2 separate regions of the Mus musculus genome follow, and region 2 is linked to region 1. The links are chromatin loops, found by intact Hi-C in ENCODE. Cell type or tissue: gastrocnemius. All regions are shown on one strand. Links, peaks and the distances in the headings refer to the core of each region. The heading gives the core; the rest is flanking DNA.

The links. A loop is a pair of places that touch in the nucleus more often than their neighbours do. Peaks named below come from ENCODE experiments on the same cell type or tissue, not always from the same donor. Only the 100,000 strongest peaks of a DNase experiment are listed, where the experiment ranks them.
Region 2: a loop joins it to region 1, with 6 times the contacts of the local background. A loop is called at or near these places in 4 of 42 quality-filtered maps.

Annotation. Positions count from the first base shown.
Region 1 is chr7:48,747,012-48,752,390 of GRCm38, reverse strand. Gm45086 (a long non-coding RNA gene) reads left to right here and starts at 4,200. Exons shown (of 3, transcript XR_001778121.1): 1 at 4,200-4,383. RefSeq lists an enhancer at 1,411-3,390. In gastrocnemius, for the core only: a CTCF peak has its summit at 3,012 (motif pointing left); DNase peaks (open chromatin) are centred at 1,678, 2,319 and 2,966; H3K4me3 peaks cover 745 bases; H3K27ac peaks cover 395 bases.
Region 2 is chr7:49,436,317-49,441,695 of GRCm38, reverse strand. All of the region lies in intron 6 of Nav2 (neuron navigator 2), which reads right to left. Gm51447 (a long non-coding RNA gene) reads left to right here and starts at 3,390. Exons shown (of 2, transcript XR_003946638.1): 1 at 3,390-3,741; 2 at 5,148-5,379. In gastrocnemius, for the core only: a CTCF peak has its summit at 2,351 (motif pointing right); a DNase peak (open chromatin) is centred at 2,359; H3K27ac peaks cover 465 bases.

The DNA of each region.
Region 1 (5,379 bases), core at 77-5,076:
ACCGTCCCAACTTGGGATCCATCTCCTGGGAGAGCACTGAGGCCTGACATTATTGATGCTATGATGTGCTTACAGACGTGAGCCTGGCACAGCTGTCCTCTGAGAAGCCCTACCAGCAGCTCACGGAGACAGAAGCAGATACTTACACCCAACCATTGGACTGAAGTTGGGGACACCTATGGTTGAGTTAGGGGAAGGAAGCTTCAGGGGAGAGCAACCCCATAGGAAGTCCAGCAGTCTCAACTGACCCAGATCCCAGGGAGCTCCAAGAGACGGAGCCGCCAACCAGGAGCATACAGGGTTGGTCCGAGGTCCCTGGCACATATATAGCAGAGGTCTGTCTGGTCTGGCCTCAGTGGGAGAGGATGAGCTTAATCCTTCAGAGACTTGAGGCGCCAAGGAAGGGGGAGGTCTGGGGTGTGTATGGCACCCTCTTGGAGGCCAGGGGTGAGTAGGAATGGGGTGAGGAACTATGGGAGGGAGGACCGAGGTGGGGGCAATGACTGGAATGCAAATAAATATAAAGTACTCTTTTTTTTTTAACTTATTTATTTATTATACATAAGTGCACTGTAGCTGTCTTCAGACACCCCAGAAGAGGGCATCAGATCTCATTACGGATGGTTATGAGCCATCATGTGGTTGCTGGGATTTGAACTCACGACCTTCAGAAGAGCAGTCGGCCCTCTTAACCGCTGAGCCATCTCTCCAGCCCCAATATAAAGTACTCTTTAGTTGATTCCTAGTACCCACCTCGCAAGCTGGGCTTGGTGGCACGCCTTTCTGACCTCAGTGCTGGGGAGGGGAGGACAGGAACATCTCTAGGACCCACTGGCCGGTCAGCCCAGCTGAATTAGAGAGCGCTGGGCCAAGAGAGAAACCCCGTGGCAAAAAACAAGGTGGAGGGCACCTAAGATAATACTGGAGACTGAACTCTGGCCTCCACACAGGGGCAGTGGGCATAAAGTTTGACTGATAGGGAGGGAAGGAGAGAGGGCGGAAGGAAGGAAGAGAGTGAGATAGATAGACAGGCAAAGAGACAGACAGACAGACAGATAAAGAAGGCATAAAGTTGGGTGGGTTGGGGGTGGTAGAGAAGCTGGAAGAAGATGGGGGAGGGGAAATATGATCATAATATATTGTATTAAAAAAAAAAAAGACTGGTTGATGGTGGCGCACGTCTTTACTCCTAGGGCTCCAGAGGCAGAAGCAGTCGGATTTTTGTGAGTTTGAGCTCAGCCTGGTCTACAGAGTGAGTTCCAGGATAATCAGGACTACATAGAGAAAACGTAGATTGAGAAACAAAACAAAAATAAAAACAAAACAAAAACAGAGAAAGAAAGGATTGAAGGAAGGAAGGAAGAAAGGAAGAAGGAAAGAGAAAATTCAAATATGTCTACCCCTGGCAGTTAGTGAGTCTGCCTGAGCCTGAGTCTGGGATAGCCATCACAAATGCATTATCCTTCAGTGACCCCTCTGCCCAGCTTCTGTCTAGTATACCCAGCTTGCTCTCAGTTTCCTGGTTCCTTCCCCAGCTCCCAGCACTGACTTCTGGTCCTCCTTCTTATTTAAGGGACATATTCAGGGACTCCCCAGGTCCTCTTTCAACTACACATTGAACAACGCGGGGGAGGGGCACTGTCAGTACAAGGGTGGGTAGAATGGGGTCTCAAGCTAACCACCCTGGCCACAGGTATGATCACGCTCCATTTAATTGCTGCCCTCTGCGTGCCCACTGGTGGCTGACATTGTGAGCTTAGCTGAGACAGGCAGACACCACACTCAGCTAGAAACTGCCAGCACCAGGGCTTACACAACTGTGTTCGGTGGCTGCCCTTTCTCCATTATGCCACAACTTCCTCTAATTAGAGCCAAGTTAATCACCAACCCACCCTCCCTTTTATTGTGTTAAATAAACTCTGACCAGCCTTTTTCGGTGTTCCAAACTTTAAGTTTACCCAATTGGCTGAAAAGTCTATGGGGTCATTGCCAAGTGCAGTGTTATTTATGATCAAGGAAATATTAATGTATGTTCTGGTAGATCAAAGGTCAGTGGAGACAGAAGTCAACCCAATACCGCAGGGCACAGGGTGCTAAGTACCAGAAGAGATAGGTTCCCTGTGAGTGCAATATCTTTGATAAATAGAAAAACACCTTTTTAAACTCGAAGGGCAAACACAAAAGGCCCCACAAACATGATCATAGGGACACACAGCTGGGCCAACAGAACTTTAAGGTGGATCCACGTGAAAGAAGTCTATTAGCGCCCTCTTGTGGGAAAGTTTAACACTGCAGGGCCACAGAGGCCATCCCTACCCAGCCCTGTTCTAAAGCGTTCAGACACACCCTGCCCCACCTTGGCACCATTACTACCCCTCCCACACCCACCCAGGGGTCGTTAACACTTTCCCTGCCCCACCCTGGCCCTACTAGGCTGGCAGGCCTCACTAGGTGGAGTCACTTTTGAAGGTTTCTGGGAAGAGAGTGACATGGAGGTCCCGGACCGAGGCGCCCTGAGATTCAGAGACACTGTGTGGCAAGCCATCTGTTGAGACAGATGTTGAGGCAGCCGGTCTCCATGGTTTGATTCCAAAGACGAGAGAACTACAAAAGCCGTGACAGCCCCCTCCGATTTGATAGGCTTTCAGCGGTGGGCAGTGCTCATGAAAGGCATGTGTTCTGCCAGAGAAGCAGCAGCAGCAGAGGTGCGGTCTGGGGCTTCCCTCAATCGCAGACGAGCAGGGAGCCTTGGCTTTTATTTTGCTTCCTGGTGTCAGCCCTCCTCTCTGCTCCATCCTAGACTAAGCGTCAACTGTATGTTGAGCAGTTTCAGCTCTGCTTGATCATGGAGATTTGTACCCCTAAACCAGGTTTCAGAGGTTTTGGAGACGCCCAGGAAGAGAACGGGACAGTTAAGACGATCAAGATGACTGTTCAGTTGCTGCAGGGAACCCCTGCGCGCTGCCAAAGCAGGCTACTTAAGGATTACAAGATTTTAGCACCATTGACTGCCATCTAGTGTTCAAATATGGTAGCGTCACATCGCTTTTACAAACCTTGTAAAAAATGTGATTGCCTTTGAGAATCCGAGCTTGCTCTTTGTTCTCACAGTGTTAGGATCCCCAAAAGTAATCAATCGATCGATCAATCAATCAATCAATCAATCAATCAATCAATCACCCAATCACCCAATTCAATTCAATTCTTACTAAAAAGAGACACAGAAACACAAATGGCACATAATCTCATGTGAATTTTACAAAAGCTAATCTTTTAACCACTGAGAGTCAAATGGGGGAAGTAACAAGGAAAGGAAATTATGACCAGTGGGTACTAAGTTACAGTTAGATAAGAGTGAGTGTTGGTGTGCCAGCACACAGTAGGGTGGTTATAGAAAATGGTAATACATTTTCAAAAATCTAAAGGAAAATTTTTTCATAAAGAAATGTTTTAGGAAATAGGTACACTTGTCCGAATTAGAGCACCATGTAAAAGATCTATATATTTGGGTGTTATATGGCATCCTATAAATATGTACAACTTTTATGGCTCAATTAAAATACAATAATAATAATAAGGTTTTTCTTACGCAGCTCTATACATGATGATGAAACTTTTGGTGGAGGTCTTAAATTTAACCTGAAACTTGGCAATGAAATTTGAGGCAGAATAACAGGACTAACCCAGCATCTTTTGTACCTGGTAGTTTGAACTGTATCATTCAAATTTTTTAAAATTTTATTTTATTTTTTATTCACTTTACATCCCACTCACTGCCCCTATCCTTCCCCCATCCCCTCTTCTCTGAGCAGGTAGGAGCCCCCCTGGGTATCCCCTCCACCCTGGCACTTCAAGTCTCTGTGAAGCTAGATGCTTCTCTTTCCACGGAGGCCAGACAAGGCAGCCCAGCTAGAAGAACATATCCCACATTCAGGCAACAGCTTTTGGGATAGCTCCACTCCAGTTGTACTGGACTCACCTGAAGACCAAGTTGCACATCTGCTACATATATGGGAGCGGGGTGGGGCAGGTCTAGGTCCAGCCCGTGTGCGTTCTTTGATTGATAGTTCAGTCTCTGAGAGCCCTAAGGGTTCAGGTTAGTTGATTCTGTTGGTCTTCCTGTGGAGTTCTATACCCGTTGGGGCATGCAATCCCTCTTCCTATTCTTCCATAAGAGTCCCCAAGCTCCATCCACTGTTTGGCAGTTGGTGTCTGCATCTGTCTGAGTAAGCTGCTGGGTGAAGCTTTTCAGAGGACAACATCAAGCAGAATAAGAGTATAAATAATAGTGTCGGGGATTGGTGCTTACCCATGGTATGGGTCTCAACTTGAGCCCTTGTTGGATGGCCATTTCCTGGAGATGCTCCCCACCTCCTCACCCCTGTAAGTTGCAGATTTCCATTCAATTTTGTGCAGGGTGATAAATATGGATCTGTTTTTACTCTTCTACATATAGACATATAGTTAGACCACCACCATTTGTTGAAGATAATTTCTTTTATCATTGTTTGGTTTTGGCTTCTTTATCAAAAAATCAAGTGTTCCTAGGTCTTGGGTTCATTTCTAGATCTTTGATTAGATTTCATTCATCAACATGTCTGTTTCTTTACCAATACCAGGAAGTTTTTAATTTCTGTTGCTCTGTAATACAGCTTGAGGTCAGGCATGGTGATTCCTCCTGAAGTTCTTTTATTGTTCAGGATTTTTTTTTCTCCATAGGAAGTTGAGACCTGCTCTTTCAAGGTCTATAAAGCATTGTGTTGGCATTTTGATGGAGATTGCATTGAATCTGTACATTGCTTTTAATAAGATGGCCATCTTCACTCCGTTAGCATGGGAGATCTTTTCATTTTCTGATATTTTCTTCAATATCTCTCTTCAGGGACTTGAAGTTCTTGTTATACAGATCTTTCACTTGATGGTTGGAGTTACACCAAGATGTTTTATATTGTACATGGCTATTGTACAAGGGTGCTGTTTTCCTAATTTCTTGCTCTGGACCCATTTATTATTTGTATAAAGGAGAACTACTGATTCCTTTGAGTTAATTTTATATCCAGACACTTTGATGAAGGTGTTTATCAGCTGTCTGAGTTTTCTGGTAGAATTTTTTTGGTTCATATATGTAACTATCATTTCATCAGCAAATAGCCATACTTTCCCCCCCACCCCCACCCCCAATTTGTATCCCCTTGATCTCCTTTAGTTGTCTTATTGTTCTGGTTAGAACTTCAGGTACACTATATTGAATACATAGGGAGAGAGTGGGCAGCTTTGTTTGGTCCTTGATTTTAGAGGAACTATTTTAATTTTTCACCGTTTAGTTTGATGTTAGCTACTGGCTTGGTGTATATTGCTTTGTTTAGGTATGTTCCACGT
Region 2 (5,379 bases), core at 201-5,200, 690 kb before region 1:
CCCAGCCCTGGGAAAGAACACAAGAACTCTCAAAGGCTCACTGGCCAGCCAGCCGAGATGAACTGGTAAGAACCAGGCCATTGAGAGACCCTCAAAACAAACAAGGTGAACTACTTGAGGACAAAACCGGAGACTGACCTCTGGCCTCTGAACCCTGGCCTCTACATACATGTACATGCACACACAAATAAAACAAACAACAAGACAACTCATTATTTCATACAAGTACCTTACGAAATGAGTTGGCTGCAGCTTCAATATAAGCACCTTGCCTTAAGTCCTAGCTGGTATGAGGCTGAGTAAGAACTGGGTAAGAACCCGAACCCTGAAGTCAATGCTCTTCTTAGCAGACTCCCCTCACCAGCAACAGTGAGCACAGCTCTCTGCCTTCTCACAGTGAGCAAAACGGTGTTGCAGAATGGAAATACTTCTGTATACGCAGGAACACACACATACACACACACACACACACACGCACATACACACACACACACGCACATATACACACATGCATGCAAACATACAAACACACACATGCACGCACACATACATACATATATATGCATGCACACACACATACATACACACATGCATGAAACACACACATATACATACATACATACATGTGAATGTACACACACACACATACACACACCTTCACCCTCCATCAGTGTCAAGCTTTCTTGACATTAGCAGAGTGGAGTTATATCCTGTTTCAGTGCCATTACTGTCAGTTATAAGCTGAGCAAGGCCAGGAGGCATCCTAGATCCTCTCTTCAGTCGTCAGTACCATTGTGCATCCAGGGCTAACTACAGATGCCCGACAAGCCTCTCTTTGTTCCTCCTCTCAGCCAGCACCCACACGCTTGGGCCACCTTACCAGGCTTGCTGGAGGCGGCTCAGGTAGTGCACAGCTCACTGTCTGGTGTGATGACTCAGTCACTCTTGGCAGCATCTGGTTTGTTCTGGTGAGAATCTCAAAACCTTTCTCCAAGAATGAGGGTGCGCAACGATGAATAGAGCTTCTAGCCACAGCGGGGAAACCTGGAGATCCAATCTCAGACCGGGCTGTAGCTTTCCAGACTTTACATGTAACTGAGCTTCTTGCATGCTGTTCTAGAGGGGCTTTGCCAACCCAACTGATGGATTCTGGATTTTAGGCAACCAGGGATACGATTGCAGCTCCAGGTAATTTGGCCGTCTGCCCTTGGAATCCTAGGGCAATCACGGGCACGGTGCTTGTTCCTTGCCGTCGCCCAATCCCATCCCAGGCCATCCCATCCTAGGCTTGTGCCTTTTAATTCTCAATCTTCTTTTGTTCCAGGTGCTGAGGCTCAGAACAATGAATCTATAGTTTAAACCTTCACCGGGCTCAGCTCTCAGCAAAGTGACAGACACAGAGACTGAGCAGTTGGAACCTGGTCAAAGGGAGTGGGTCACCATGGCTTTGTCTTGGCCCTGCATTCCCCTACCTCTGTCTGCTGGGTCCTGGGAGACAATGCACCCTCTCCACCATTCTACTCTGCCTTTCCTGGGTCCGAGGACAATAATGACCGGGAACTGAAATCCCCACGTCCAGCATCTCAAACCACTCTTCCTTCCTCTTGCTCACCTCGGGCATCCTGACTCAGTGGTAGAATGCTGACGTACGCAGGTGTGACCACAGACAGAGCGACCTCAGTTTGGGAATGAGTGAGGATCAAAAACTCATCTAAGCTATTAACAGTAACTTTCTGTCTCCTTCATGAAGTTTTGGGGAATCTATTCTTCATAAAGCAGTAAAAAGAAAATCAGATGCACAAGAACAAAATATACAGATTCTGTACTTAATCAGGGTAAGAATCGGTCAGCCAAACGTATTCCCGACACTAATCACAACCAGGGATTCCAGGGGTCTCTCTGTTCCATCCAAGCATAATGAAAAATGGGACGTATTACTCAAGTGGAACGTTCGTCCCCAAGTACCAAGCACACGCCTTTCATTCAGCTGCACGGACTGAATTTATTTCCACAATGAGGAAACCTTACAATATGAACTTCCAGTATCCTCGGGGGCGGGGGGGGGGGGAGCTAGTAGACTTGGCTCTCTCATACTTTCCTAAATGTGCCTCAGTAGCCAGGGAGACGCAGATGGTTCCAAATAATATCCAACCGACCCTTGACTCAGTCAATCTTGGTTGACAGTCCTCTAGTTCCAGCGAAGTGGCTGAACTCTCTGTGCCTAAAGGAGTGACAGGGACCTATCAGCCCTTTTATCCTCCCAACTTGGGAATTAAAAGGGAAAATGAAGGTGAGAAAGATACCCTGGCACCAGTCCCACACTAGGGCAGTCTGGCCTGACCATGCCATTCTCCTCCTGCAGAGGGCACTGTGGAGTGAGTCTTCTGGAGGAGGGCTGTTGAATCCTTGTTATCACACAACTGGAGAATGCAAGCCCAGCTCTGTCCAATGTGGAGGTGACATATCTCAGGCTCACTGTCACTTGTAAAAACTAACAGACCCATGGGACAAAGCTATGAAGTGAGGGGGACATGGGGTAAGAAGAGGACCAGAGCCGTTTCTGGAAAGAGGGTGAGGAGATTAGGTGGGGGAGTCACCTCTGCTGGAGGAACTCCTTGACAAGCCATGTGGGCCAGCTGCTCAGACCCCAGGGAACGGCCACTACGTGACACACACGGCGGCGAGAGAAGACACAAGGAGGGAAACATAAACCACACGCTGTCGTAGGACAAGATGCTCTCTGCGAGTCAATACTTTGCAGAACTCTAGGAGGTCAGCTTCCCTGTTCAGGGTGGTAGGGTAGAATACAGACAACCTCCACATTGGCAAGATGAGGAAGCAGCCTGTAGCATCCTTCCAGACTGTTCCATCAGCTCTCCAGAGGTCAGGCAGGTCCTGTCAAGTACCTAGGTGTCTCGGTGGCAGGTCAGAGCAGCTGCTGCTCGCACAGCTGGGACTCGCCCTCAACACGTCACCGTCCTCTTCCGGCTCTTAACCACTCTCCTAGTGATGGTCCCGGCTGAGGCATACGCTTGCCCTCTCTTCTCTGCTCATCACAGGGCAGTGCCATTTGTAATTAATACTAGCCTCGCATACATGTAGCCCATTCCTCAAGAAGTCAGGAAGTCAAACCAGGCCCACTGTCTGCCTTTATAAAAGAGATACAACCACGCTTATTCATCCACAGGTTTCTATAAGAGAAAGTGCCAGGATGTGGTTGGAAGTGGCGGGCTGCTGGGATATTCCTGACTGGGGAAGGCACCCCCCACCTCTTTAAAAAAAAAAAATCAACAGGAAACAGGAAAGGCAGAAAATTGAGGCCTTTCTATGTTCTTAATAAAGCCTCAAACACAAAAATACACAATGTACCAGGCAATGCCTCCCTTTCATTGAAAACAAGATCCAATTAGGCATCCTAAATGTTTTTCAAGTGATTCCTGGCCTGGATCTGTTACATAAAACAGGGCCCCAGTGATTCAAACCTGCTGTCAATACAGAGGTGGGGAAAGAAAAATGCTAGCTATTCTGCAGCTGTCCAGCCAGCATCCTGGAGGAGCTGCTCTCTCGACAACCCCACGCACAGAAAGAAGCCTGCTTCCCAGAGTGGGAGCTAAACCAAATAAACCCGGCGGGGATCTGCTTAGGAGGAGACTCTTCAAACGGCAGCCAGGAATGCACGCGCTCCCTTGGACAACTCAGATTACACGGCCTGCCCTCGCCTTGAGTAAAACTGCGCCGAAGGTCTGTTGAATCTAGTTTTTCTCTGGGTTGCCAGTAAGTTCCCCTCTCATGGAAGTAAGTGTGTGGTTGAATGTACCGGGTGTATGAAGTGTGGGCCCTTGCAGGGTGTTTGACGGGGCACAGAAGGGACTAGGAGCAGTGTGGGTCCCTGGGACATTTAAAAATAGTTTTATGTTTTTATTAGCGTATTTTAATTATAAAATCATAATTAGTTTCATATGTATTATATACATTATGAGTATGAGTGCTTTGTCTGCATGTATGTCCATGTACCATGTGTCTGTCTACTCAACAACCCCACACACAGGAAGAAGTCTGCTTCTTTTTGTTATGTAATATTACATAATTCGTATAATATCTTATATAACATATATAATATATTATATAGAATATATGAAACTAATTATGATGTATAATATAATCATAATTTATATTATACATTATATAATTTGTATTGTATACATATAATATCTTATATAACATGTATAATATATACATATATACACATATGCATGTATATTCGTACATGCATGTATATATTCATATAATATATATATATAGATCCATTTACAGAGCTTGGAAATGCATAAATATGGATCAGGTGAAGATGTTCAGTGCCACACAGTTATCACTCTGTCTTATTCTCATAAAGTAAGGTAGGGTGTCTCATTGTGCCAGGAGCTAGGCTGGCACCAGCAAGTCCTAGCAATACTGCCTCTGCCTCCCATAACACCAGACTTTCTAGAGTATGGCCATGCCAGCTTTTTTACTTGGGTACTGGAGATTCAAACTCAGGGAGGGGCTCATGCTTGTACAGCAAGGGTCTTACCCTGAGCCATCTCCCCAGATGCTGCAACATTCACTGTCCATGCTTTCTGTTGTCCCCTCCTAGTGACCTTCTTTTTCCAAGCCCACAAGAACATGTTCCCAAGGGTGTGTGTGTGCGTGTAAATCTTCAGTTAAACTAAAGGGGTGTTTTCACGATGACGGTCATTGGAATATACTCATTTGTATATCCATTGATGGAAACACTCATTTAAAGCACATCTGCACCAGGGTACGAGGACATACGGATCAGAAGAGAGCAGGCCTCCTGGAAGTGAAAAGAGGGAGTCAGGCGTCCTAACATACTCCATTTAAAAGTCTCTCTCTTTCAGTCATGAAATGTTTTAGTCCTAAGCAGCACAGATTTTTAAAGTCCAATTGTATTTAAGTGGAATGTAAATATTTGCTCAAAGCCGTGGCTGTTTGAAAGCAGGCAGTCTTTTCCAAGCTATTCAGAAGCACACAAGGGTCACCCATCTCTCCCCGCACCCCAACACACACACTGACTCTGGGAGGGAAGAGACAGATGCATCCCTAAGATTCCAGACATAAATTCCAGGCTTATTTCTTTCCTATTTCAGAAACACTGGTCCAAAGCGCACCTCACTTTCGACAGTTTGCTGATCTTTACCTAGCGGGAGAGAACTGAGGAACTAACAGATCCCAGGGTACAATGCGAGCACCCATGGAGCTCCCGAGTGACGCCCTCCCACCCACCCACCCCCTGTCAGAATCACTTCAGTGACAGTGGAAGCTCTGTTCAGGACACCTGCCTTGATGAGACTCCTGGGGACTTCCTGGGATCTAGCCAGC